Linked DNA regions of Homo sapiens: region 1 is linked to region 2. The links are chromatin contacts, found by Hi-C in ENCODE. All regions are on one chromosome and are shown on one strand. Each heading gives the region's core, a stretch centred on a gene start or an enhancer-like site at or near the end of the contact. The rest is flanking DNA. Distances are from core to core; before and after follow the strand shown. Region 1 has its middle 57 kb from the start of TMC1. Region 2 has its middle 27 kb from the start of CEMIP2.

Region 1 (4,400 bases), core at 1,170-3,669, 670 kb after region 2:
ATTGTTAACCTGTAACTCCACCCCCAGAACTAATCCATGGGCCATAAAACACGCATTCACCTACTCTGCAGGGAGAAAGAAGACAGGCTTTTTATGGAGAGACATTCAAGTGGAGGACATGCTCACCAGGGTGTGAAGAAGACCATTCGTTGATGTGTGGAGAAAGATATTATAATTTATGGTTTTACATTAATATGTAGAGAGAAGAAATTAAGCTTTACTAATATTTAATACACAGATTGGCAGTAGTCTGTGAATCCAACCCCAAAGAATTGGCTATAGAGTTCTCTTTTGCTTGATTTCATTGTGTTAACACATACTGAAGTTTGCATATACCTGGCTAAGTGGATTTAGGGATTTCATTACTGACTTCACAAAATAGACAAATAGATATAAAAGATTCCTGCAAAAGTGTCTAAGATTGAAGATAATAATTAATGCACTGCTTGATAATGGAAAAAAGTGGCAGAGTTGAAAGTTCCCTTAATCCTATGGAACTAGTTATTCAGCAGCCAAAGAAGAGGTAAAAGATGAATTTATACATTCTAATGAATTTTGAAATGATCAAGAGAATTATGAAATATGGATTTACTACCTCTATCATTGTAGGCCTCACCCTAGTTGAATACTGTGTCAACTTTAAACAAAAACTTTTGCATAATTGGAGGATTACATTAAAAAATAAGTACCATGATTTAGTAGGCAAGATAATGAGGTCTTTTTTTTTTATCACATCCTTGTATCATTAGGAATTAACTTTTTTGTTATGACAATCATTAAGATTAAATCCAGAAATAATAAACATAATGCCAGACTGAATCACAAAGATTTTAAAACATAATTAAGTATATTAAATCACACTGTTTACACATTTTAGTAGTCTTAATGATTTTTAAAAGTGAAAACAGAAAGATGTCTTTGTAAATTAATAAGATAGAAGTAAAACAAACCACTGGGTTATCTTGATTTCATCCTTTAAAAATGTCTATTTTGGAACAGAAAACCAAATATCACATGTTCTCACTTATAAATGGGAGCTAAATGATAAAAACCTATGAACACAAAGAAGGAAACAACAGACACTGGGGTGTACTTGAGAGGGAGGGTGGGAGGAAGGAGAGGAGCAGAAACGACAACTACTGGGTACTGGACTTAATATCTGGGTCATGAAATAATGTGTACAATAAACCCCCATGACATGTGTTTATATATGTAACAAGCCTTTATATGTATCCTCAAACCTGAAATAAAAATTTAAAAATTGTCTCTTTGTATATTTTTATCTATATTATATGCTAGTATAATAGTACATGCATATACTATCACATAATACTACACACATGTATATACTATGTATAGTACATGTGTGTGCATATATATACACACACACACACACACAAATTGAAAGTGTATGCTTAAATTTTGTTTTACTTATAGGTGGATAGGTCAAAAAATTTAGAAGCCACTGATTTAGACAATGATGTATGGATGCAACCTTCCTACTGGGATATCTTGGATTTATTGCTGCCTGACCTTTCCTTTGACTGAACTCCCCTTGACCTGCTGAAGGCCTGGGCAGAGTGACACAAATCACCATTACTCCTCTACATGCACTTCTGTAGCCATGCGTATTTCATATTGGCACATGCTTGCTTGTATATTTACATTTTCCACATTCATATTGTTTATCCTTATTTCTGGCTATTTAAATACTAGAGCTATTATTGATTAAATTTGCTTTGTGCAGTACCTTCCATAGCCATCTAGCTAACTAACACCCTTGCTACTGTCTATTTGCTTTTGTTCTGGGGAAATCATTGTATGATTACAGATTTCACAGATGCTGGGTATGTTTGGGGATGGCACAGTTTTCCTGGTGTCAAGGGAGGACTGACTTTAATGATATTGACTTTGTTTACTTTATGTCAGGGCAAGAAGTGAATTCTTTTAAGAAAAAATTCTATTCTGCCCCAACAATGTAAATGTATTTGGTATTTGTTGAGCTGCAAAGAGGCAACTTTCATACTACAAGTTTTGCTAAATCAGATGCCTCCTCTATGTCTTTTCTGGCCAAAAGAGATACGTAATTTCACATCTCAAAGGTCACATCTCTTCAAGATTTTTCCTGTCTGGGAACAACCATAGTCTCTAACAGTACCACTGGCATTGGCGAAAGCTCTCTTCAATTCTTCTTCATTACGTCATAGGATTTCTTCATTAGATCAAGTTCATATCTGATTCTAGCAGTTCTCTTTTTTCTCCGTCAATTTCAGCATACTGCAGAAGTTATGCCTTTTGTATTTGTCCATCGAGAAAACCTCAGAGGTTGATGTCTGCTACTAGACCGGCCAGAAAGTCTGGTCTCTCACTAGCTTCCTCCTTGCATTCAGGAAGCCAATCTCAAGTGCAAACCTCACAGCTTATCCGGAGTTCGGCAGATGTCAAAATGCTTCCATTCCCTCCCAGTCCAACCCTTATCCCCAGCAGCAATCTGGTGCCAGTTTTAATTAAAATTCATGAAAACAGACTGGCACTTCAGACACGGATGGAAACAATTTGTAGGGGAGGCAAAAAATAGCAGGGGTATACTTCTCATGTTTACTCTCTATCGTCCTGTAAGGATTTCATTTTTGAGTGAAAGCAGTTTGAATTGGACATATGCTCAGTTTGAATAATTTAGGGAGGAATTCACAATAACTGCCTCTGATGTGGACTGAGCTCTGTTCTCATGACTAAAGAGGTTTATTTCTTCTTTAAGAAAAAGTTTAATTATGGCAACTTCATATTGAAAATTAATAGCTTGGGGGAATTTAGAAGGAAAAAATAGAGGAAAATTAACTTTTTGAGATGTACAAGACTTGGAACAGTTTTATAAATGAGAAATCATTAACTGGTATTGTAGTAAAGTGTTTTTGCATAAGGATGAAGAAGACATGAGTCTTAAATGTGTGTAACTAGTATAACATGTGTACGACACTCATACTAGCCAGTAAATCCCAGACAGGAAAAAGCAGCTACACACCCACATTTTCTATTTATATTTCCTTTACCTAAAGCAGTCATTTGTTTATACTTACAATGTGCCAGGCATGTATTGGGCCTTTTAGGTGAATCATCTTAGCAGTTCTTAATATATTTTTTCACTGTTAGGAGTATGCTACATTCTCATTAGAAGTAGCAGCTCCTAAACAGTGGTGTAGTGACCCATCCTTCTTGGTTTGGAGGAAGGAGGTTGGCGGGAAACGTGAGAGTCTCTGGGTTGGATAATCTAGAATTTAAACCTAAACCTGGCTTCAGAGCCTATGTTCTAAGCCACTATACTCTAATAGCTCCCAGCTTTCTCATCTTTCACTGCCCAAAGTATCTACCAGGAATATTCAATGAATATGGGTTGAGTTAAATTGTGACTGTTTAGCAGTCATAATAAAAAAGGGTAGAATGAATGGGTTCCAGGAATGTGACAGACCTACAAGTATTTCCTATCAGATCCCTTTCTCTACCTACAAATGTTTGATTCTTCTGTTTCGCTCAAGAGACCCATCACTGTGGATCTGGCTGGTTAACTCTGTGGGAGGTGGGGGCAGGTACATGAAATTGGGAAGAGATAGAAGAACTAAAGGTGATGAATGGGTTGCTACCTTGAGTAAGAAATTCCAGTCCCAGCTGAAACTCTTACCTTAATGTGGCACTTGAAATAAATGGGGTCAAAAGAGTTTTGAAGAGCTAGGAAAGATGAGATTGAGATGGTGCCTGTCTGAATAAGGGGAAGGGGAATTCACAGATATGCTTCTGGTAGAGACTTGCATTGGCTGGTGGTGTCTTCACTGAAAGAATGGATATGAAAGAAAGAGTAAACTCTTTCCCATGCAACAGGATTCAAGTCAAATGTTACCTCTTTTAGGAAGCTCCTGCCTGGGTTAGGCCTTCACTATGCTGTATTGCCACAGCTCACTGTTAATGTCTTAAATGCAGAATTTAACTGACTTCATTATGTTAAGTACCTACTCCAGGGTAGGTGGGCCCCAGTAGTTTGTCTGTTTCTCTTTATCAGATGCTGACTGAATAAATAATTGATGAAAAAAATGCCAACATATTTGTGAAACCCCAATTATGAACATTATGGTTTATATAATAAATATGTGTGCTTAGTGTGTTAGAAGCCAAAAAAGAAAAACAAGAGGGGGAGAACCAACTATTTAACAAGTAGGAGGTGTTTTGCACTCTGTGATGAACTGCATGGCATATTTCTTACTTTCAGATTAAAATGGAAATGGCTCTAGGCTCTACCTGCAGAATTAAGGAAATTCCATGATCACACTCCTGACCTCCCAACCCCTTCGCCTGGGTTATTTGGATTCCTAGGGACTTGTGCACCCACACATAGTGTGCCAGGTTCCATT
Region 2 (3,828 bases), core at 575-3,074:
GAGAGACAGTGGGAACCTGAGTACTGGAGGGAAATGGGAGAGAAAACACAAGAAAAAAGCTGATTCTGGATAGTAGACAGTGGTGCCACTGCCCAGATTGCCTTTTAAGGCTTGCAGTCAATAGATAGTCTCTAACTACCAGCTATGTCAGGGTCTGACAGTGAAGAATGCACTGGCCAGGGAAGAATGCAGTGAACTGGGAAGAATGCACTGGCCTGGGAAGAATGCACTGAACTGGGAAGAATGCACTGGCCTGGGAAGAATGCATTGGCCAGGAAAGAATGCAGTGAACAAGGAAGAATGCATTGGCCTGGGAGCCCTGTCCTGAGATACAGACCACAGCGGCTCTGCCTGAGGCCCAGAATTCAGGAAAAGGCAAATCCAGACACAGAAAATGTTTCTATTCTTGAGAATGAACTGCTGGCCCTTCCAGAATGAAAGGGGCCCAATGTAGTCAACTTCTTCCCTAGTCTCTGTTGCTGGCAGCTGCACGTTTTGTAGTGGCAGTCTTGGTAAATGGGAATCCACAATGCTTGTTCCATGAGTGACCTCAATCTCTGCTACCACGGTCACTTGATTCGTGTGTCTATCATGCCAACACTGGGGTGGCCAATGACAGAGATGTCTGTCAGTCAACTGGCTAGGACATTTTGGCTACTTGGTTTTTAGTGACTCTTTTGAGGGTGCTCTCTGGTGGATGTTCACATTTTATGCACTTTATGCTCATTCCCGTATGTCTATCCACATCCCTCTCCCCTAGACCTCCAATCTTTTTCCCTCCAAGTCCCAAATCAGCTGACCAGACCATTTGCCATTGCTCATGAGTTTGTATATATCCTAACCTCAAGCTACTTCTCTTTCCACACAAAGTGGTTAGCCAAGTGCCCTCCTCAAAGCACTGCCTATTGGGAGGATTTTCCCCTGCCACTGTCTCTCAAGACCACCTTTGAGCAGACTGTGGAGAAGCTACCATCCACTTCCAGCTTGCACTCATACATAGGGCAGAGCAATCTACAAAGCAAGCTCAAATTTCTCTTTTTTCAACTTGCAATGAAGAATCCCCCATTCAGCTATGAGGGCGCAGCAATGGGAAAACAGTGGTAGGTACATTGGCAGTCTGCGCTGCTGCTCATGCAGCTTACTTCTGCCCTCTGGTCCTGCTTCTCTTCAGTCCGGCAGCACCTTCATTTTAGGATGAATTCCTGCTGGTGTCCCCTTATCTTATAACTTGGTTGATTTGCCCCAGATCACAATGAGAAGTTTCACTGCCTGGTCACTTGGCAACCATTGGCAGGCTTTCTGTCTCTACCAGAGCCTTGTAGCATGGTAGGAGTAGTTTTTCCAAAGGCATGTGATTCTCCACCAGAGATGGCATAGCCTTGCTCCAGATTCCCAAGGCCTTGAGTTGTGATTCTTCCACTGGCACTTGCCACAAAACCCATATAGCATCTTTCTCTCTTTTTAATCTACCTATCTGCACACTGAACACATAGCATCTTTTCTCATAACTGATACCTCCAATGCAAGTGTATCTGCAGGATCATATGGCCCAAGCGACAGGGCCCAGACCTGCTGCGGAGCCTTTTCTTGCGCTAGGTCCTATGTAAGCTTGGCAGTCTTTCATGTCACTGAGTATATGAGCGGGAGCAGTAATCAAAATATGCACATGGCTACAAATTTTCATCTATTTTTGCTAAACATAATGTGAAGGTGGTTGAAAGCTGGATGCCCCAGGAAGAAGTGCATCAATTTACATGTAAGATCTCGGCTCTGAGGGAAGGAAACACTAGAGAACCCTCCTCTCAAAACCACCTATGATTGCTTTTTCCTGAGGCATGCAAAAATCAGACTTTCTAGTTGATTAGCCAGGCATGAAGTTCTATCTTGACAAGAAGAAAGTACATCCTGTTGTCTTCTTGTCTCGATCTCAAATGTGCTCTTGCCAGATATTAATACATTGCCTTTCTTTAAACACAGGAAGTGGGTAAGGCAAATTTTCTCAAAGGCTCAGAACGGCACAATATTTCTCCCCTTTGCTTACATGCAGAAGATATCTGAGAATATATCTAGCCAATATGTGTAAAGTTTTCATTGACTCAAGCAAGCAGAAGAGTTCAGACAATAATAAGGCATCCTAATTGTTCTAGTGTAAAAAAAAGCTCTGCACTTATTTGCGGTTATTTTTTAAAAATCCACTTTGGAAAATGTGCAGAAAATTTCAGGCTTGGCTAATGCTCTTTTTCCATCTCATGTCCTTTAGCATATGACTCAAGTTTTCCATGTTATCATAAGGTAATTTTGCTATCTTTCATTTATTAGTGTTTATTATTAATTACTTATTATTATAATATAATGCCAATATAATCACACTTAATACTTAGAAAAATCTAGTAAAGGAGGCTGTGTCAGGGATCTACAGGACCACTCCCAGGTTAGTGATTTGCTAGAAATCTAAATATAATGACATTCATGGCTAAAATTTATTACAGTAAATAGATGCAAAGAAAAATTAGCAAAGGGAAAAGGCACATGGGCGAGGTCCAGAAGTAACCAAGCACAAGCTTCCAAGAGCCATCTCCCAGTACGGTCCCCTCCCAGTACAGTCCCCTCCCAGTAGAGTCCCAAAGGACATGCTTGATTCCTCCAGCAATGAGTTGTGACAACACATGTGAAATGTTGTCTACAAGGTGAGATAGGAGGTGGGACTCTGGAGGTGATGCTCAGAAACTGGACCAGATTGAGGACTAGCTAAAACAGGGAAGAGATAAAAATACCTCTCTGTAAGACATGCCCACAAGAGTGCCATGTCAGTTTACCATTGCCATGGCAACACCCAGAGATTTCTGCCCCTTTCCATGGCAATGACCCAATGACTCAGAAGTTACCACTCTTTTTCTAGAAATTTCTGCATAATCCACCCCTTGATTTGCATGTAATTTAAAGTGGGTATAACTATGACTGCAGAACTGCCTCTGAGCTGCCACTCTGGGCACACTGCCTGTGGGGTGGCCTTCTCCACAGAACCAGTACCTCTGCTGCTGCTGTACACTGCTGCTTCAATAAAAGTTGCTGTCTAGGCCAGGCGCAGTGGCTCATGCCTGTAATCCCAGCAATTTGAGAGGTTGACGTGGGCGGATCACTTGAGCCCAGGAGTTTGAGACCAGCCTGGGCAACATGGCAAAATACTGTCCCAACTAAAAATACAAAAATTAGCCAGCCATGGTGGCATGCACCTGTGGTCCCAGCTACTCAGGAGGCTGAGGTAGGAGGATCACTTGAGCCTGGGAGGTTGAGGCTGTAGTGAGCTGTGACCATGCCACTGCACCCAAGCCTTTGAGACTCTGTCTCAAAAAAAAAAAAAAAAAAAGGTGCTTTCTAACATGACCAGCTGGCTCTTGAATTCTTTCCTGGGCAAAGGCAAGGCAAGAACTCTCGCTGGCTAAGCCCCAGCTTTGGGGCTTACCTGCCCTGCATCAAAGGGAAGCCCATTAGGGCCTCAGTGCTGAGAATTTTTACTGGGGATGGTGGTTTATAATCTCAGTATTTTTCATTTCTAAAAGATTTATAAAGGAAAAGTAAGGATGTTCATCTATGTAGTTGTCTCTGTTAGTTTCTTTGTGTGATTGTTGGTTTTGACTTTGACCTGATGTGAAAAAATGTCCCAAGGACAGACACCAAGGAAAGCACGAGATGAGTAATCCATCAAAGCTTCTGTATGAGATGCAAGCCTTCCTCTTTCCATCTCTTCATAGGAGGAAATGGGAAGATTCTTCCCCTGAATCACAGCCCTCCAAGTGTCTACAGGATATACAGCTATTTTCACTTCAG

What was found. Hi-C counts contacts between places; a loop is a spot of excess contacts on that map. Pooled maps may share reads with other maps.
Region 1: a map with no recorded cell type shows a loop between it and region 2 (3-fold over the local background). The contact joins two enhancer-like sites. A Hi-C loop is called at or near these places in 2 of 37 single-sample maps with no recorded cell type and 5 of 50 pooled maps.

Annotation. Positions count from the first base shown.
Region 1 is chr9:72,462,718-72,467,117 of GRCh38, forward strand. No RefSeq gene overlaps it. Among named protein-coding and RNA genes, the nearest start is that of TMC1, 57 kb to the right of the region's middle. Within about 2 kb of position 2,420, at least 3 of the 41 ENCODE cell types and tissues checked have a DNase peak (open chromatin) inside an H3K27ac peak, as active enhancers do.
Region 2 is chr9:71,793,712-71,797,539 of GRCh38, forward strand. No RefSeq gene overlaps it. Among named protein-coding and RNA genes, the nearest start is that of CEMIP2, 27 kb to the left of the region's middle. RefSeq lists enhancers at 57-606, 607-1,155, 1,692-1,781. Within about 2 kb of position 1,825, at least 5 of the 41 ENCODE cell types and tissues checked have a DNase peak (open chromatin) inside an H3K27ac peak, as active enhancers do.